Regions from separate parts of the Homo sapiens genome. Here region 2 is linked to region 1. A link is a loop called in an ENCODE intact Hi-C map of the cell type or tissue named here. Cell type or tissue: ascending aorta. All regions are shown on one strand. Each heading gives the region's core, and the rest is flanking DNA. Links, peaks and the distances in the headings are about the cores only.

What was found. A loop is a pair of places that touch in the nucleus more often than their neighbours do. Peaks named below come from ENCODE experiments on the same cell type or tissue, not always from the same donor. Only the 100,000 strongest peaks of a DNase experiment are listed, where the experiment ranks them.
Region 2: a loop joins it to region 1, with 3 times the contacts of the local background. A loop is called at or near these places in 11 of 110 quality-filtered maps.

Annotation. Positions count from the first base shown.
Region 1 is chr7:114,081,420-114,092,220 of GRCh38, forward strand. It overlaps a transcript of FOXP2 not described here. Among named protein-coding and RNA genes, the nearest start is that of PPP1R3A, 170 kb to the left of the region's middle. In ascending aorta, for the core only: no CTCF peak of the experiment used is centred there; DNase peaks (open chromatin) are centred at 3,272, 3,752, 4,332, 4,802 and 4 weaker places; H3K4me3 peaks cover 7,534 bases; H3K27ac peaks cover 7,112 bases.
Region 2 is chr7:114,212,361-114,223,161 of GRCh38, forward strand. It overlaps a transcript of FOXP2 not described here. Among named protein-coding and RNA genes, the nearest start is that of FOXP2, 200 kb to the right of the region's middle. In ascending aorta, for the core only: no CTCF peak of the experiment used is centred there; no DNase peak of the experiment used is centred there; H3K27ac peaks cover 846 bases.

The DNA of each region.
Region 1 (10,801 bases), core at 1,077-9,076:
GATGGAGGCTTTTGATTCAGTATTGGAATTCTTTATCCAGTAGTTATCCCCTTTCTATATTCATTTGGATAAAGCTTTCCTGGGTATAGAACCCACTTAGCCTGCAAGATTCCATCCCAGAGCAATTGATCTTTGTCTCTCCACCAAGATCAACTAAAACTGGAACCTAGTATTAACTGCCTTTCAATCAAAGTTTTAGGACACTCAGAGCCAACCTCTTAGCAGTGATATGCTGTGGTTACGTTTTTTCAAGATTAGATATATACCTACTAACAATGAACTAGGCTACATTAGAGAGAGAATTAAGTGTATTGTTCACTGGAGGATATGGGTAGCCCCTGTTGTTGAGTCTCCATGGTTCCTGCCAGCAGCCTAGGAGAAGCTAGGGGCAGGGCAGCGGAAATCTGCAGGCCCATAGCTGATTCCAAAGGGCTTTATGTGAAGGCTGGCAGATGTGGAGAATTTTTTTAATCTTCTGAAGATGAGAGAACCCGGGTAGAAGTGTGGGTTTATGAACAAATATTTATTGCTTCAGGGTCCAGGTAAATTCAGGGTATATGCTATAAAAACACAAATGAAAAATATAGTCTGTGACTTTTTTAAAAAAAGTTGGGAGAGCTCATTAGGATTTATTATAGGTCCCAAATTTTGTAGTCCCTAAGCTTAACGACAGATGGTGGTGTAACTCCACCAATTTCACAATATCTCCATTCAGTCTGATGTAACATAGATTACCCTTGATTTGACTTCGGTGAAATTAGAATTTTCTCTTTTCCCTAAATGTGTCAGGGAGGAGAATGGGGAAAAGTCGTCTAAAAGGAGTCTGCTTATTTGCTCATCTTCAGAAAACTGTAGTGGATGTGAAAACACAGGAAACTGATATGTGACTGTTTTTTCTGTGTGAAAGGAAAAATACCTTGCATTTAAGACTTTAGTTACAGGCTATTTGAAGTGAGTAGCACAATTTTGAAGATGTTATTTATAACAGGAAAAAATAGTAATTTAAAAACACCCCCTTTCCTTTCTCCCAGCGATTTCTCCAAGTCAGTTGAAATTTAAGTACAAGTCACAATTACAGAGATAAAACGGCTCTGAAAGAGAAAAATGTAGTTGTTGTTTGAAAGTGTTGGAAAAAACAGACTTAAGTGTGTGAAAAATTATATTTTTATAAAAAATAACTGAAAATCAAAGAGGTTCACTGGGAGAAGCAGTAAACTAACATTTCTAATTTGTCATTCGCGTGCGTCGCTTTCCTTCATCTTGGCTATACTTCCTCTCATCTGCGGTGTTTTATTTCGCGCAAGATGCGCTGACAGAGGCCATTTCAAACGAATTTATCTTTCACTAGGACCGTACTAGAGCAGTGTCTCGAATTTTGTTGATTTGTGGTTTCGTCGTAAAATAAACTTGAAATCAAATAAACTTTCGTGAGGAAGCTTTGATGTCCACTTGGTGAAACTCCTCATTCACCCAGTTGAGCCGTTGAACTTTCTTCTGGAACCTCTTTAAATGACTTTTGCCGATCCACGTGCTGCAAAGAAGACCTGAACCGTGCCTATGACCCTGCGCGGCGACTACAGGGACAGAATTTGGCTTTCCTTCTCTTTCCAATATGCAGCGTTTCGTTTAAAGGCTGCCTCGATCCAGTGGGCTGACCAGTGACTTGTGCAAAAGAAAACTATTCGATCGCTGTTTGCCCTTTCAGCGTTTTCCTCGGCTGCGGAAACCCGGTTTTCCTATTATTATACTTCAACTTTTTTTGGAGTCAGCTAGCACAGAGCGCTAAACCCCGGCCAGTTCCAGCAGCAGCCGAGGCGAACAAAGCCTGCAGTGTTCGGGGCCATGCTGGGGCGGGAGTGGTGGACGAGTTCAAGGAATTGCAAATAAATATATTTTATGACCACCCATCAACAAACTACGTGCCACCGTGGCGGCCCCTGGTAGCCGGGCCGTGTCTGCAGTGTGGCCAGGGGCGGGGGCTGAAAAGGAGGCGGCCGGAGAGGCGAAGCGAGCTGCGAGCCCCGGGCCTGAACTTTCACCTCTCGAACCCGGGCCCAGCCCATTGGCTGCAGCCGAGGGGTCCACCGAGGGCAGCGGCTCCTGACAGGACCTGTTTTCCCAACTCCCTGGACAGCTTCCCTGCGGGATGGGTTGGTGGCCCGGGGCATGGCAGCAGGCGAGGAGGAGATAATGGGGGCGAAGTTGAGCGGGGGCACTTGGGAGCTGCGGGCTCAGTTTCACTGAGAAAAAGGCCCCGGAAGGGTACGCGTCCACTCTATAAATATATACTCCTCCGACTGAGATGTCCTTTCGCACCTCTTGGCTATCTGTACTCTCCAGAAAGGAACGTTAGAGGCTGCGAATTTCACCAAAACGTTTCTTTGTGTACAGAAAAGTGAAAGGCTAACTAAACTCGTTCCTCTCCAAGTCTTGAGACCCTAACCCTCCTTCTCCTCGTTGGGAACTTGATCTTCCAAGTGGCCCTAGCTCTTTTACAATAAACCTTTCCCGCTCACTTACTCGGTACACCTGGAGAGAAAAGGGAAGTCAGTGGGGTCGATGTACGCGGGGGAAGAAGAAGAAAAAGAAGTGAGAAGCTGTCCACCTTTTGATTGTTCTATTCCCTTCATTTATAACCCCCCTGGAAAGGTACATCCCCAGTTTTCCAAGGATTTCCACGTCGTTTACTCTTCTTTTTTCCAAAATAGTTTCAAGTTTATTCAGAATCCGTTTTTATTGAGGTTTCCTAGTGAAGCATAAACGCAGATTACTTAACATAAAATTATCCCCACCTTTCAAAAGGGCGAGGTAGGGCCATTTGGGGCTGGCGTTTTCTAATGATAATGACTGTTCCTCCTTCTGTCTCTGCTCCCACTTTTAAAAGATTCGGATTATTTGTCCACTGTTCAGCCTGCATTTCAAAATAGACGATTTAAAAAAGAGTGAGAACACAGTCTGTAGGCACAGCACTTGAGGACTGCCGGAGTTGAAAAGCTCAGGGAAAGAACCGCAATTCAAAGTCCAACTCTACCTCGTTCCTCTTCCTCCTGGCAGGGGCCATCTTCCCAGGGCCAGCCCCATGGCTTTTTGACTTAATTGGTTTCACTAAAAAAACCCTGACGGTGTGTTTACCGACGTGGGTGCCAGGGCTGCTTCCTCCCTGGGAGAGCCGCGGGTTCTGAAGGAAAGGGTTGGTGCCAAGTGTGTGTGTGAGCTCGCGACTGCCCTTTAGAGAAAGGGCGCGCTGCTCTTTCAGGAAAGGAAAGATTCAAAGGCACAAGTTAGTGCGGTTCGCCCGTCTCCCCAACCACCACCACCCCTCCCTCTTCTGCCACCGGAGGGGTTCAAGTTGGCCGTTCTTTCCCCAGGGAGGAGGGCCGGGAAGCAGCCGGGGGCCAGGCTCTGTTCACCACGGCCTATTGGCCGCAGCTATTTGGAGGAAAGTTTCAGCGCCTCTCGGAACGCCACGCTTTGCGACTGACTTGCGAGCAAAGCAGCGGGCTCAGTCTGCGGCGCGCGGAAAAGGCGGCCGGCGAAGAGTCGCCCGGCCCGCGGGCAGGGGAGGGACCGGAGGGAGACGGCGGGGAGGGAGCGCTGGCCCCCCTCTGGGCTGGGGCTCCGGAGGAAGCCCCTCGCCAAGATTCCGGTCGTGCGTCCCCTCCGGGGCCCGCTCTCTCCTCCCTCGGCCTTTCCCCTGTCACCGCCCTGGGTCCCAAGCAGGCCGCCCAGCCGGGTCACACCCGGTGGATAGAAGCCGGGACCCAGGGCTGGCGGCTGGGCCCGTGCATCCCCCACGCGGGCGCCTCGGCTTTGAAGTGCGCGCGGAGCAGGCTCTGACCGTTTCTTCTTTCCTTTCTTTCCGGTTACTTTTGCTCCCCTCAGTCACTGATAGGACCCTTCCCGAAAACCTCAGACTCTCTAAGTCCCAGCTTGGCGGCCCCTTCCTTCCAAGCCGCGCCCCGGTGACCTGGGCTGCGCGACCACGAGGAAGCCCGAGAACTCCTTGGCCCAAGTGAGACAGGAACCAGGGCAACAATGAAGAGAAAGACACTCGGCCTCTCTCCACCCCAGGCCGCAGAGGCGCACACCGTGAAAAGAAAGGCCAATCAGCGCTTTAACGCACGCTCGGGTCTCCCTTTCCGACTACCATGTACTTTTAACTCCCTGCCACCGAGGGCTTTGGATCCCTTCGAGGCTTTCTGCACTTCAAGTGGAATCCCCTGTTTCATTTGCCAGCAGCTCCGTCTGCTGAGAGGACGTACTTTGGGGACTGCCAAGAAGCAGCAGACACAACTCGGCTTTGCCAATACAGCATACGGTTTTGTTCTCGCCTCCCTCCCCACCCCCTTCCCTGACTCGCCGTCTGGGGCGAGCTGGAGAAGGCGGAGCAGGAGGTGGGGAGAAGGGTGGGGGTGGGGGAAGGTCTGGCGTAGCACAAACAAGTTCTCCAGCGGGTTGTTTACATAGCAGGTGGACCTGACGTCAGCCAGGAGGCTCCGCTGCAAATCCGAACAATATTCTTCCCCGCGTTTCCCCCTCCTTAAAGAAGTTAGGGAACGGGGGGAGATAGGTGGACGGGGGAGAAAGGCATCCTAACCAGCTGGTTCCAAACCTATCAACAACAACAACGACAATAACAACGCAAAGTAAAACAAAACAAACAAGTGGTCCGGCGGTACTTCAGAATCCTCTGCGGCGTCCTGTCCCCCACCCCGCCCCTCCGAGGAGAGGCAGCCCCGCGAGCAGTGTGTGTACAGTTCGCATTGCCAACAACACGCGCGCGCGGCCGGGTGCGCGCGCCTGCCAGCGCACATTCACACACACAGACACACAGACACACACACACACACACACACACACACAGATCCGGGTGGGGGGAGCGGCTGCGCGAGACAGCGCGAGCCTCCGAGAAAGCGCGAGACACGCCGGCGCGTGCAGCTCCGCGGCCGCCGCTTCGCCCTAGCTCTAGCCCCGCGCCACCCGCAGCCCGCCCGCGAACGCCCGCCCCGGTTATTTATGCGGCGGCCGCGTCCGCTGGCTGCGGCTTCCTCGGCCCCCCCCCTCCCCGGGCGCGCCCCCCACTCGCGGCAGCAGCTGCCCGGACTCGCGCGTGGGTGTGTTGTTTGGGGGCTTCTGCCTCGCCGCCGCGGGTGCCACCTCCCGGGACGCTGCCCACGGCGTCCCCGGTCGCGGTAAGTTTCTTGGCCCTCACTCTGGCGCGCTACACCTCCGCACCCCACCCTGTCCCAGCCACCTCCACGCTGGGCCGAGCTGCGACTTTACTCTGCTCCGCGCTCCTCCCGCGGTGGCGACAAAGTTTCGCCCCAAAGGCAGCGCCCTGCTTGCCGGGGCGAGTGTGACATGTGTCAAATTTGGGCTCGGCGTTGGGGTCGCATTCCGGACCCAGCATCACCACTTGTTGTTCTCTTTCATTTTGCTTTGTGATGGGGGAAAAAGGGGTGGAGAGGGGAGATTTGCTGTTGGCTCACGGATGATTTTTAGTTTGGATAATGCAAAATGTTGCTTCGTCCGGAGAGACCTCGGCTGGAGGAGAATGTGTGTCGAAACACCAGATGTGTGTTTGTTTACTCTCTTCTTTTTAATTGTTTGTTGTCTTTTCCCCTTCCTCCCCGCACCCCCACCCCCAACCTCGGGAGGAGAAACAACAGTAAAAACATCTGGCGGTTAGAAGCACACACTTTATTGATCCAACTGCTGACCTTTATTTACTCAGTTGGGCAAGTGCACGCTTCTCGCGTCTAAGTTGGGCACTTCAGCGTTCATCTCAGAAGTACTTCTCCAGGAAGGAGAGAGATGGAAAGGGGACACTCCTGTTTCTGGAGTCAAGAAACTCCTGGGCCCTACTGACGCTTCGGGATAACCGTGCACAGGGATGACTGCTGCCTTGATCGCGTTCCTTTCCCTGTCCACGCGTTAGCACGACCGGCTTCCCCCGGTGTCTGGCCTGGTTTTACTTTTATTCCGCTTTAGAGAGGTCGCCTGGCTGTTTGTGGGTGGGTTTGGGGTGAAATCGCACCTCGCGGCACTTGGTGAGGGGACGTGGGAGGAGCGCAGACACCTTTCGGTGATAGGGAGGGCTTCTCACTTGGCTGTTACCTGGAAGTCCACAGTGGCCCCGGCGGGCAGGCGGGCGGGCAGAGCGCGGGTCCGAACGCCCTTCGCGCTCGCGGCGGCGCACGTGCGGCGGCGGCGGCGGCGCCGGCGGCGCGGGCGGGACCCACTGGGTGGCCGCGCGCGCCACCCGCGCGTTTTCTGCGCGCCTCTGCCCACCCGCGAGGCCGCAACGCGCCCTGACACCCGACCTCAGTGTGGACCCTCACTTGCTGTGGGTGTTGGGGCCTCTCTAGAGCAGGGAGGAAAAGTTACCCTCACTATTCTCAGACTCTGGAATCTCTTAGGTAAGTCTCTTAGGGCACCTGGCGCATGGGGTGACGCTTTGATTAGAAGGAACGTGAGGGGAAGAACGGGTGCAAGTCTGGGGATTGGAAAGCGGAGCCAGTGCGCGTTTTGCACAGGGATGAGTCAAGAGAGGTCGACCTGGCCACCGCTTGGGACGCTCCGCAGAATCCGGAATCCCCAAAGACCTAGACCCATGTGTGTATTTGTTTATTCAGCTTTTTAACCAACAGATTTAAACCACTTAATAGCTGCTATCTGTAAGGCTCCTGTTCCCCCCATCTAACCCCCCCTCCACACACATACACACTTTTTTTTTTCCCCACCACATATTAAAATCCAGTAAGTTTCTTGATCTTGAGGATTATTCCTGGAGTACTCTTCGCTCCCTGGTGGGCAGGCTTTGGCCATGCAAGGTGCGCTAGGTGGCCTGGGTGAGTTCTCAGAGGAGGATGGAGGGGGAAAGGGTACGAAGGACCTGTGGGAGTGTGTAAGGTGTGTGCATATGTAGTCATCGTGGATCAGGAGTGCTTAAAGAGCTACCTCCCAACATGTCCAGAGTCTACTTGGAAGAATACTTAAGTAGTAGCAGGTAAGCCCAAGGGAGAAAGTGACGCCCTGTTGTCAAGCAGCTGAAGTGGACGTTTTCCAACTGGAAGTACTGGGAGAGATTTACTTTTAGAAAACAAAAGTTTGCCTGTAAGGCATATCTTTGCAGGCTCTCCTAACTCAAATAGTTTGTTTAGTCAGCAGCAGAGGCAAGAGAGATGTGTTTAATAGCAAGTCTGTGTTAGAGGTCAAAACTGAAGTAAAGATGAGCTTTCAGTTATTTTCATCTTCAAGTTTGCATTGTGGCATACCTTGGGAAATGTTTTATGTTGTCAAGGGGACTGTTTATCTTTTCTGTCACTATGAGTTATGGATCAGTATATTCCCAGTGTACTGGAATTTTTAAATGTAGTGTTTGTTTAATGTTGTTAAACACAATTAATTTACAATTTTGATTTATTTGTATCTATATTAAAAGAGTGGGTATAAAATTATATAAACTGTGATCGTTAGGGTCATACAATTTCATATCAGTTTTAGAGCTTTTTTAACTTACAATTTTGATTTATTTGTATCTATATTAAAAGAGTGGGTATAAAATTCTGTACACTGTGATCATTAGGGCCAAACAATTTCATATCAGCTTTAGAGCTTTTTAAAGGCCCCTTTTCTCTTGCCTGCTTAACTTCTTTCCTTTTATTTTTATTGCCTAACTAGACTCATATTCAGTCGTCAGTCTAGTTAAATGCTTCCTTACGACACACACTATTTCATTGTTATCTAAAATTAAGTGAAATAAATGTTTAATTATGATTAAATATACTAACTTTGAAAGAGGAGACTAGAAACCTGATGAAACATCCCTGTAGGTGAGAAATGACACTCAATTTAAAAAGATCATCTAAAAGTTCACTTTTAAGTACAAAAAAGAATGTTAGGATTTTTAAGGGAATAATTTTTAATTCAACTTAAATATAAGTACAATGAATACTTTATAGTTAGGTTGTTAAAATGTTACCACTACCGTGTATATTAGAATAAATACAGCAATAAAAGGAAACATAGACATATATTAATTATGAACTATTTATAATGTTAGGAATTGCCTGACTCATATTTTGGGATATTGTTTTTATATAATTTATACTCGGGTGGAAATAGGCCCTTAATTACATTATGATATGAAGAGATTTATGAAATGGTTGTACCTGAATAAGCTGTACTTGGAGTTTCATTTCTTTGCACTTCTTATATTGCAGTGGCTTTGCTTAAAAAAAAAATAAGATAAACCTTTGTAATTTTCTAGAAACCTAAAATAGGGAGGAAATAGTTGTATGTGGCACACCATAAAAGTAGAAAAAGGTGAACATTATATGTACAGGTAATCTGTAATGAGAAGTTATATTTCCTTTGTACAAACAAAATTTCAAACACACAAAACAAGTCTCTTTGCATAGATATTAGAATTATACTTCATGAAAAGTATATTGAAGTATGTGAAAATAACTGCATGGTTTGATTAAGATTCATAGAGCATGTAACAGTATAGTGAATGTAGCCAGAGAAATTATTTACCATTTTTATTTCAACAGAAGATGTGAAGGATATAAAACTTATTTACATAAAAGGGATTTTATTTGTGACGTTTTTGGATTTCTATCTGGGTCAGCCTCATCACCCTTGTTTGTTTTTGTGTCATGTTAAATCAGCTATTAGTTATAATACTGATAGAAAACAAAATGATGAACGTCATGTATTTTCTGCCTCTCTGAATTAAATTGGAAAGAGGCCATTAACTTGTAAGAAGAGAATGAGATTGAGCACACAGGTCTCTAAGAAGTTTTCTCAACATGATTGTTAATAGACAAAATTGTAAGTCAGTTGAATTCAGAAATAGTGTCAATTTTATTACAATTGCTGAATATTAATTTTTGGCACATTCAAGCTATTTTTTTCTTGAATTTTGTGATAAATAGTAGTTGTCTTATTCATAAATGAATGGACCCAAAATGTTCTAACCAGTGCCCAAATTCATACTACTCTTTGATAAAAGAAAGCCTGTATCTTAAAATTGGCCTAATGAGAGTTTAATATTAGCACTGATTTCAAAAACAACTTTATTTATGTAGCCCTTAATTCATAGAGTTCAAATAAATCCAACCCAGAAAGATTCCTCTTTATATTCTTAAAGCTTCTGTAAAGGTAATCCCTGTGCTTGAAACTTTAAAAAAAACATATTCCAGTGCTCATGGTCTGCAAATATTCTAATGCCTAATTCAAATTTTAAATGTTGTAGTTTAGTTTTATTCCTTCCTTAGGTGAAATAAACATTTTCTTAGGTTCAACTATGTATCTCTTAGTGTACTTGGACTAAAGTCCTATCAATTCTATAGTCTTTATTAAGTACAATTATTTACATTCTTGGAACTTTTTTTTTTTCATGAGGCTTAGGTCATTTTCATTGCTTTCTTATGGAGGTATTCTAGACTTTTAGCTTCCTCATTTGATTTTCAGAACTTCAAAGTGGGCCCTGTAACATATTTAACAGCTAAGCATAGTTAGAAGGGTTGTCTAAAAATGCCATCACTTTTTTTTAGCCCAGCTTTGGTTATGTGAAAATTTATTATTATTGAATAACAGAAATACTAATATTGTAGGATACTCTTCCCTATAGAATATTGTTTTCTTGCAGATATTCTTTCCTGTAAAATAAATGGGTACTTCCACTTGCTTACTTCCCTCTAAGTATTTTTTATATACTATTTTGCTCTGCTCTGTGTATTTATCCATTCCTGCCCTAAATTTCCCAGACAAAACAAACAAACAAAAAAGTGCCTAGCTGTGGTGAAGCATAAAGAAATAGTATGACCTAATGAAGAGGTTAGTGGTAGAATATTGAGAAGCTGGAGAGAGTTTTTAGAGAAGATTTAGATTTCTTACGTTGCAACACTTTTAGTATTAAAATTATAAAGTAAATTTAAGGGTATACAGTGATATATTTTCAGTAGTAATATTCATGAAAGCTAGTTTTTCTTTAAATAGTTGCCTTGGCGATTTGCTGTTTCCTCAAATGTGATATTAAGTATTGGCCTAATTATTTTTAGGAGTATAATCTCAATTTTATAATTGGAGTGATTAGGAATTTGTATTTATCTATACAGATATTTGCCTACCAGCCAACTTAACAGAGTATATCTGTGCTCTAAAAGTACACTGACATCACCTCAATTTCATCTTTAATACATTATATTTTAATGATTTACAGCTGGATTCACTTTTACTGTTTCATGTTGTAATTGTGAACTTTGTTTACTCTCTCTAAATTGACTTGTATTTTTGTTCATTCTTCCAGTTTGCCAAGTACAATTTGAATGGTTAAATTTACTCAATTTAACTAAATCTATCTAAACTTTTTTAAAAAATACATTTTCTCCGTAAATCATCTATGGGGTTTAGGTTCAACCTTTTGCATTTTTTGATTATTGAAATACACATTCTTGGACCTGTACTCAACTACTGCTTGAATTCAGCTTTGAGGTTGGTTGTACCCTTCTCTCTTCCTACTATCTGCCAAGTATATCTAGAACATACCTTCCCATTATATTGATAAGTATAATATGTTATACAGAACTGATTCTTCATTTTTTTTCTGCTGTGGCAAATTATTTTCGTTAACAAGAGTGAATACAGTTTAAATGTTGAAAAGCACATTGCTGTGAAGAAAATGAATTCCCAGTGGTTTAAGAGATCTCAGCATTTTTTTAGTTTATTAATGTTCTTCAATTTGCTTTAATTTCTGTCATGAAAGACTTAAAATGTACGTTGTGTTGTTAAT
Region 2 (10,801 bases), core at 1,750-9,749, 130 kb after region 1:
TTTTGTTGAACACCTCTTATATGCCAACTATTCTTTAATTTGCAAACAAAATCTTGTGAATTGGTGGTTTTTTACCCTCACAGATGAAAAAACTGGCTTTGTGAGAATCAGAATCATACCTAAAATTTCATTTTTCCATTGAGGTAGCATGAAAATCTAGATATTTTGACCTGAAGGCCAATAGACATGCTGAAAAAGAAAAAAAAAAACAAGGAGTTTGACATTTAAAATTCAACTTTCAAGTGTGTTCCGATATATTTTGTCTTTCCTCTTCCAAGTATTTTTGTTTTTTCTGTAGTTGTTTTTTACCCTGCCTCTTTCTAGAATAGTCTTAAGGCAACTTAGAATACATAAAACACAAGATGGCATAAATTAAGAATAGAATAAGACAGAAAAACAAGGGTGGGGAAAGTCTTTTTCTGAGAAAAACAACAACAACATCCTGTAAATGAATATTGCCGGGAGACTGGAAAACATTTGAGCTGGAAAAGGCTGTGGAAGTAAATGGGCTTTCTTGGTGCCAGCTTTGGCATCTGCTCCAGTCACAATATATGTGAGAAAGTGAAGTCTTGTTTGCTTTTGCTTCCTTTAAGTGCTGAAGCAGTGTCATGTACATGGTAAGCCCTTGATAAATGGTTGCTGAATTTGACTTACAGAAGACCTTTATGGTCAGTATTCCAGTGTTACTAAACTGGATAGAATTTTTTTTAAAGGCAGTCAGGAATTTTAGATTTCTCTGTTAGTGGTATTTGTTACATACACTATCCCATTGTTTTCTGGATCTATACTATAAAATCTTATTTCAGAACTGCTTATTAACTCATCTTATTTACATAGGTATTTCTAGAAATTGCCTCATACTAGGAGTGTTACAGGAAGAAATATGTTTTTCTGGTTGAGTAGGTCTGTAAGCTTTGTGCATCTGGAGGCTGCACCAGGATCATTTGCTCTCCATTTCAAATATTGTCTTTACTGGTTTTAAAACAATAACTGTACATTTTGGAGAATTTAAAATTCATAAATAGAAAACATTTCAGTTTGTAAGCATCTGAAGAGTATCAACAGATATAAAGTTTGTTTACTTAAATAATATTCACAATAACTTAGTAATGTCAGTTGACATAATCTTGATTCTTATTTGACCTACATAATTTGTAAACATATATAATTAATGTATTCCCATGGGCTAAATTTTATCTCACAGCTTCATATCTTATATATCTTTAAAAACTATATTAATGTTTATAGCAATTTGAATTTGTCATTTTAAAAACTAAGTATTACTTCTGAGTTTATCCTCAGTTGACTCTTCAATATGACCCAACTCTTAGTTACCTAAGCCATTTTATTTATTTAGACTCAAGCTTGATTTGAATGCTATGATGAAAACTACATATAATAGTATAAAAATATTTTAAGTTAATCATTGTTATAACAATTAATAAGAATTGGCTTTAGGGAAAATCTGTTAACTTAGCAAATGTTGATACGCAAAGAAGCAGGGATTTGAACCACACCAGAGCTCTGAACTTGCAACAGATTTAGTAAAGATATGCTCACCTAAGTAAAGAAGACTATAGGAGAAAATATGCTTTTAAATCTTCTGAGTTAATTTTGTGGAAAGGAAAGTGAGAGCATAGGATACTACCACAAATTTCTGTAGGATACACTTATTTATTAAACTGTAATTTTTCTTCTGAAATGTTATCAGTCTCATCTTCAAGATTTTTCTGTAGTGACCACATTTTATACATTTTGAATGTTTGCTCCATGTGAGATTTCAGTCTTTGTATTTAGTTTGTTGTTCACTTACTCTTCATGATATCACTATTCTTATTCCCATTTTACTTAGGCACAGAGAGATTAGATGACTACCTTAAGGTCACTCTCAGGGGCAGAGTATAAAACCAAGCAATTTGATCAAGAGCTCACAGTCCTACTATACAGCACACAAGTGGACACATTTTTATCCCTAAAATTATGACTTAAACAGCAAAAGTAGAATTTACAAGACTTTTTTCATTTAGACTTCTTAGGGTCATGAATTTGGCAAACCAAAGCCTATCTGCAACTGAGATTTTAGAGATTAAAACCAAAGAAGTAACTGTGTAATATTTTATACAGATTCTTACTGCTTTAAGAAAATCATCTTATATCCTTTTTACCATGGCTACTGAAGTTCAGAGGCCTGTAATAAACTAGTATGTTGTATATACTGAGATGCAGTAACAATCAAGACACGGTATAGGCTGATGTACCTCAGGCTGGTGTGGAGGGCCACAGAGCTCTGCAGGTTGGCCCTACCTCTGCTGGGGTCGTTGCTCAGTCACTGCCTTCCCCCCTTACTCCTGCTGACAAAACCCATTCTTTTCCTTCTGCTTACTTTACTCCCAAACTTTGCATAACTCTGGGCTCAGTATGCAATTTTTAAGCATTTTGTTAGTTTCCTAGGGAGCAAAACAACTCTCACATCAGTGGGGAAAATGCCATCTATTCTATGATGATATCCTAGTAGTGATAATCTTTCAGAAATATAAAAAGTGCTATTTCTTTTGGTCTAAGCTAGATGACAATTTATGAGAATTTGTTTAAAATTACTGGTTTTCAGCTTTTTAAAGCATTTTGGATATAGTTTATATTTGAAACATATTAAAATAATCCATCTTGAGTTGCACTATTAATATTTTTTAGAATTGATATTTGTAAAGCATTTTAAATGTAGGAGGCACCTTATAAGGACTAAGTATTATTATTAATGTGAATCCTTAATAATTAATTATATTACAAGAAAATCAGTGATACTTTTGATATTTAATCTTTAATACTCAATTGTATTAAAAGAACACAAATACTTCTTTTGTTGTTTTATCGTGGGGAAGGAAATGGTTATTACCCAGAACTGATAAGATCCAATTAATCTGCAGAAGTGGTTTTGTCACATCAATCCCCATTTTACATTGAAATTTGTTTGCAATCATTAATTAAGTTAAATTTATTACAGATTTTTCAGTATTTACATGATTTTTTATGGTTTCAAGATAATAAAATTTGCATATTTCTGTATGCCAGATTACTAGGTTCAACCATAAGAAAATTTCTGTTTTTTAAGTTCAAAATGGTTACATATCTGAAGATTATGTAAGCCTATAATTTTTTTGTTGTAATCCATATATTGAAATACTACGGTTTATAGTCTGAAATCCATGATAAAGAAAATGCAGGTGTATTCCTCTTTCTAGCTCCTTACTGATGTACCATTAGTACAGTGTGTACTTAGCATTGGTTAAGATACTGCTTTTTTTTTTTTCTTCTCTGTCATATCCCTGGGCCTGAATGGTACCTGGCACATAGAAGTTCAGTAAATACTGAATCAATGAATGAATACGAATAGACGGTCTTACAGTACAAAATCTATATAGATTTCTACCCCCACTTTATCAGACCACTCTGATAAAATCAAGCAATTTCCCATCCAAAATTTGGAAATTTCTGAGAGACAGACACAGGTGCCAGGCAGATAGAGTTCAAAATAACTGTTTTATTACCTCAGTAGAGTCTGAATTGGAGGACATGCATTATATATGCAGATAAAACAGGCTTCACCTCTAAATTAGACATTATACCTACCTAGCCACTGGCAGAGCTGGGCATTCACAATCCTCTATCACAGAGGCAGGGACAAAAACAGGCCTGAATTCATCTTCTTTACAGAAAGAATTGAACTGAGAAAAAGGAATTGAGCTGTCCATGTTCAGTATATTTTCTTAAACTTCCCAGTCAGACGATTCTCTGCCCCTCTTATAGTAAGAAGTGAAGGGACAGAATGAAGCTAATGGCATTTCTTGATCAAAAGTCGCCTCATGAACATGTGCGGCGAAAGGAATAGAGCTTCCACACAAGACACTCTCATTAAACATAAATTCCTCCAATCAATTATACTATGAATTTTTCCTGAAGTTTTTCTGTTCGGCATTTATGAGATCCAATTCAAATTGCTATTATATATACCAATATTTGTAAGTCACTGCAGTCAATATTTTTCATGGTAGTTGACACTGAACTGATCTAATACAGTGGAAGCTTGTGCAGCGTAAGTTTAAGAGTTAAAAATAATAAGAAAAGCATTTTTAGATTTTGTATTATGTTTACATTTTATATATTTTTATATATTGTATATGTAATATATGCCTTCACTGCAATTTTGGTTTCTAGTAGAGAATTTTGAACACATTTGCTTTATGTTTTATAGGTGATATTATTTTATAAATCTCTTAGTTTAATCTCTTAAGTGTACGTCTCTGATTTCTGGTGTCTGAGTTTCTATGCTATTCTATTGTGTGGATTTCTGGTGTCTGAATTGCTATGCTGTTCAATTTTGTGGATCATTATTACGAGATAAAATACTGAGTCTTCCACATTCTCTGTTTCCACTTTCCATCTCAAACAAGATGAAACAAAAGAAAACTACATGAAGCAAATGGATTACTAATGTCTGGTTTTATCCAAATTTCTTAAGTAAATTATTCTGGCCAGAATGAAATCTAGGCATTAGCAGTTTAAAATATAATAACAATATTCTGATTTGATAATTTTAAAAATAATCCCCTTATTGACATTAAAGTCCTTCTAATCAATTGGCAACTACATTCATGATTATGGTTTGAGTGTTATTTATCACCAAATAGAACAGATAATGTTTTAAAATAACTATTTGAAGGATAGAATTGTAAGCTAGGTCATTATAGGAGATAATATCTTCCAGTCTATACCTTGGAATTAACAAAAAAGGAAGTAAAACGCATGGTTTGTAGAAATTGATATTATCAGTTTATTGTCATTAAAAAATGGGATTGGCAGGCCCTCTGTAGGGGGCCTTGAAGAATAGCATTTATTTCCTGTCATGGTCTGGGCTCTGGCCCTAAGCCTGTAAAATGGACCTGCTTCTTTGAGAATAGATTTGTGTTAACTTCTCGGTTTAAATTAGTGTTTAAGACTAAAAAGATTAATTTATTGATTTACTGTGAGCAATTATTTTACTAGGAACAAAATGGTTAGAAAACCTAAGATCCATGAGTTCTATTTGTGTGTGTAGAATCAGTTTATTAACTTAAAATGAGGAATTTGGTCATGAGACACTTTTTTTTTTCCTATAGGCAGAGAAACACTGGAAGCTAGATAACAATAATTATAATCACAAGGTTGTCTGGTAGTTGTGTAATCCAAATTAAAAGGAGGTTGATATGTCAGATATTTTATGGCATTGGGCCAAACAATCTGGTGTAACTGTACCATAGGTGTGGTCTTGCCACTGGAATCAGAGTAATGAAGTCTAATGGGTACCACAATTCCTGCTAATTAGAGGCAGATAACTCCAAATCTGCTATATAACATGCTCTATCCACAGATAGTGCTTAAGTGAGTATTCTCAGTTATTTCCATGACTTGTTTTATTCTGTGCTTTTCATGCATAGAAATGAAATCTATATGGGAAAGGTGATGGAGTAAACACAAATAAAAACTACTTTAATTTTAGCAAGTATCCCAATAGTGTTGTCTACTGAATGATTGATTCTTGGTCCCTCTCTGAGTAAGACCCCTTCTCAGCTTAGGCATGGATGGCCATGATAGTAGGTTTTATTACAGCTTTTATGATTTTAAGATCATACTTTGTACACATGTGATACCTTTACTACATTACAGTGAATAGTTATTGTATCTGTTTTCTCTATTAGACTGTGAGGACTCTGTCCCCCATACCTCAGAAAGTGCTAACACTCATAAACATTGGCTGAAATGATCTTAATCCTGAAAATGAATTAACTTGCCGATGTACTATTAGTCTACAATATGAAGTGTTAATTTTAGACCTTTGTTTTAAAAACCTTGCTGTAATTGTGTTACAGTACCCTCTACTCTCCAAATACAAAATGACATCTCTCTGCCCACACGTTCTCAAATTCATGGGTTAGATACATATATTGTTAGAGTAGTAGATGTGGCCCTCAGCTTTACCCCCAGAAAAATTATTCTTTGCACTACATCCCTGTTCACCAAGCAGCAGTAATTACAAGGCAGTTCTTAAATATAGGTCTGGCTTATGGCAGTAGCATGTGCAAAAAATGCCCCTGGGCCATATGAAAATAATAGTTTTACACAGTGGGAGAGACTCTTCAGAGCTATGTAGTACTTAAAGACAGAAAGCTCATCAAGAAAGCCACATTCTTTATTTCTAGACATAATAAGCAGAAATGAAATTGATATGAGAAAGAAGATAGAATAAAAACAAGTAAAAAATAATCTAAGTTAAGGAAAGTCCAATGAGTGTCAAGCACTGAATAGATTAACTATGAAAGAATAGTCTTCACTTGTCTGGCAGAATTGCAGTGTGGTTCTATTATGTGCTGTTTAAATTGCATATATTGGACACTGTCAATCATTAAGGATAGTTAGTATTATTTATCCCAAACAGCCACATTTCTATAGCAACAGTATACATGTTTATGCAATTACGTATTATTATATCAAATCATGCTTGATATATTTTGGTACCAGCTGCCGTCCTGAACTCCTTTACAAGTTTTATATATATTTACTGCCTAATGGAGGACCCTGCAGTCTCCTCCCCAAACCAGCTACTATTTTAGCCTGAGTTCAGGCAAGAAACATATGAAGTGAAAGACTAACTTAATATTCAGCATTGCAACTGAACCCAAACAACTGAAGTCTCAATTCATTTTAGTTTAAAAGCTACTAGTTTTCGAAAAAGATTAATTATACTAACTTTCATAAGTAGATTGTATACTAATCAAAATTATAATTTTATAAAATTTTTCAAATACAAAAGATTATATAAAATTTTAATTATATGTTGATTTAAACCATTTCAGTGATAAAAATTTATTATCCAATTGTAAGGAGATCATAAGGTCGATTTCAACAACAGTAAAGAAAGTGGAAACAGTTCTTTGTTGCTTAGCAGAGTTGGCTAGAAACTACAACTTTAAAAGAGTATGTTAATATATGATCTTTACCTTTTAGAACAGTATTAACATTTTAATATACTTAGAGTGGTCATGTCAAAATATTTTTTCTGCTTTTGAAGTTTTTCTTATCAATAGTAACAGCTATATTTGTTTTAAACATTGTTAGCACTTTAAACGACCTACTTTATTAGGCAAAACATTTTCCATTTTTACTTTGAGTTTTGAGTCACTTTATTTTGTGAATATAGTTTTAAAAATCTGTTTTATTTATTTGTTTTTATTAACAAGACTGATTGCATGTATAACATATCTACACTTATATTTTAGTGAATATGATCCCTTTTTTACTTCTCTAATTTGTTACCCCTCCATTCATTGTTATTTGATGAATAATTTTCGCCTTTAATCCATACATTTATTTAGTTCCATTGTCCAGCCACAGGATCATTACATTGTAACCATAGCTAGCACGAGGTTTCTGTTTTCATAATTCTGTGAGGGTTTTTTTTTTGTTTGTTTGTTTTGTTTTTTCTAATGGAGTTTCGCTGTTGTTGCCCAGACTGGCCAGGCTGGAGTGCAGTGGCGCGATCTCGGCTCACTACAACCTCCGCCTCCCGGGTTCAAGAGATTCTCCTGCCTCAGCCTCCTGAGTAGCTGGGACTACAGGCGCGCACCACCATGCTCAGCTAATTTTTTTTTTTTTTTTCAGTAGAGACGGGGTTTCACCATGTTGGCCAGGATGGACTTGATGTCCTGACCTTGTGATCCGCCTGCCTCAGCCTCCCAAAGTGCTGGGATTAGAGCCACCGTTCCTGGCCCTGTGAGGGTTTTTAAAAGGCTTTTTATAAAGCTTGATGGCTAGGCTTAGTTGTAGTTGTTTCTTTTTTTCTCCTAAAAATATTGCAATATAAAAAAAATAATGGGAACAAAATTCATAAACCTACCGAATTATACAATATAAGATATAGGGAAAAATATGTTAAGCCTACAACATTACATATACAATTACATAACAGTTTCTGTTACTATATTTACATGGATTCATGACTGGAATCATGCAATTACATTTTATATTCCATTTTTTCTCTTTACATTAGAAATACTGTTTTCATAATGATTACTTTCATTGAAAATGTACTATTCTGTTTTACTCATAATGAGAATTGACTTCAAATAAACATCATTTCAGGTAATATCATTTCAGGATTTCAAGTGGCTTTAGACAGGATTTTAAGTGACTTCCCTACTTCCCTTTGGTGACTGCCCTTAGTTAATCTAATGCATGTTATCTCTGCTTAGGAGAAGAGTGGAAGGGAAAAAACGGCATGTCAGACTTTCCTATTCAAGAATTTTTTAGTCAAAGAAACACCACCACTTTCATCACTATTACCATATAATAATAGAAATATGTTAAATACTCACTTTAATTGAGACAGTCCTAAGGTTAGTGTATTAATGTTCTTTACATGCCTATTTTTTTCTTGAAGTATTATTTGAAGAAGGCATCACTTCAAACTCTTTTAGACTAAAAGAAAACTCTCTCGAAGTCTTTCTAAATTCTAAATAAAATTGGTGTCATTTAAGAGGTATTGTTTGATTATCTTTGTTCTTATAGTTGTGGGAGAAGTAGTAGCATAATAGTATGACAGATTTATGATAAATTTATGGTAAGTAAATTTGCAGTGTCTGGTGATTTTTATACACCTTATAATATATTTTACAAACAGTATTTTAAATATCTGTCACCAATCTTTGGTTATTGAAGTTAAAGTTTGTGATTTTTAAATTACTAAATTTCAGGTTTCTATGATTTTAATTTTACTGACTTGTTCTTCAGTCACTATTTTCATAATTTTGACACTAAGCCTTTGAGTCAGAATTTAATTCTGAATTATAATATTCTTCATATGGGTAAAAACAGTTTACTTTGTGGTTTTTTTATTTTATGACACAATTTTATTTATGACACAATTTCTAGGAAGTCAATGGGCAGAGGGCTGGGTACTGCCAAGACATATTTTGTACTTAAAAATGTCCTAAAAATTCATGGCCTAGAAACAAATAAGTAACTCCAATATTTTTTTAAGAAATCTCTGGGTTTGCTATACTTAGATCCAAAAGAGCCAAGGGAAAGAAGGATATAAGGATTCGTTCTAGGCACAACTGGTAAGTAGCACTTTTTCCATGTGTATCTTCCTATTTTCTGTTTATCCATTACCCCCCTCCCCCAGCCATTGGGTGACATTCTCTTTGATGTCCTCCATACTGCACTTAGGGTCCCCCATGTCTCCCTAGGGCTGTATACTGTACTAAAGCATCCTATTTCAGAAGTGGAATTTTCTGTGCTTTTTGCTATATCACTTCTTCCTTTTATCTAATTAAAGCATAATTTGTGTGCATGATAATGAAGACTTTTAAACTGAATGACTTGAAATATCTGATAAGTTAATGAGGCTCTAAGACTTCTAGCCTTAAGCTCTATTGATAGAACTCTAGCCACAAACTTAGATAAATAGCTGTTTTCAAGGCTTGTTGAGTTCATTCTTCATGCTCTTCTCCTAAGCCCTCCCCCAATTCTATTCCATCAAGCCACTGACTGCTTGTTTATCTCAAGGATGTAATATTGACTTCTGAGCCAGGTAGGAAGGTTTATGGAAGAAGGAGATACACCTGCTTACCCATGTGTACCAGACTACTCCCTACTCCAGGACAGGAATGGGCCATGTCAGGTGAGCCTCCCAAGAGAAATGATCTTCAAGCACAGTATAGTTGTTTGATAGTAATCCTGAATGTTGTTTCTGATACTTTATGTTCCTTTTTATTTCTTTGTTCAGACAGGATTTCCTGTGTCACCAAGGCTGGAGTGCAGTGGTGCAATCTTGGCTCACTGCAGCCTCTGTCTCCTGGGCTCATGCAATCCTCCCATCTCAGTCTCTTGAGTAGCTGGGACTACAGGCATGTGCCTGCATGGCTGGCTAATTTTTTAATTTTTTGTAGAGTTTCACCATGTAGCCCGGGCTGTTCTTGAACTCCTGGGCTCAAGTGATCCGCCCACCTCAGCCTCCCAAAATGCTGGGATTACAGGCATCAGCCACTGTGCCCTGCCTATGTTCATTTTCTTATCCATTCATTCTTTCACTAGTTTATTAACATGTATTTGTATATGTATTTATTGGGCATTTACTACGTGCCTGGCCTTATGTGTTACACTAGGGATATAAAAATCTCTTCACTTTCTGTGGTTTGCTGATAGTCTAATGAAGTCGCTACATTATAAGGTTGTAGTAGAAGAAATATAAGCAAAAACATTTGTTAATAGTAAGATCTATTTCATGATAAAGGAGTTTCCATGTGTTGCTTCATGAGCGTATTTTAAGGTAATCTCAAGGATGGGGTAGCTTTTAAAGAAGGGACAGTTGTGTTGAATTTTGAAGGACAAGGAGGAATTAATTACAAGATGCAAAGGAAAAACATCTCAGGTGAGAATGCAAGCATGAGATAATGTAATCTTTTTGGCCACTCATAAATAAAGAGGGCTAAGTAAATGGACAGAATCCATACTCAACTAAAGAAATTTAACTTTGCCAATACAATGCATTCATTCAGGTTTACTATTTATTATTACATTGTATAATTATCCCACAATTTACTTATCTATTTTATTGTTGATAGACTTTTGTTTGTTTGTTGTTGCAGTTGCCAACAATAGCAGAACATTTTATATGTTTCATATATATTTGTTGGTACACATATACAAGATTTTCCCTGGGGCCTTTCCTTAGGAATGAAACAGCAGTCACAGGGTACACATGTTTAGA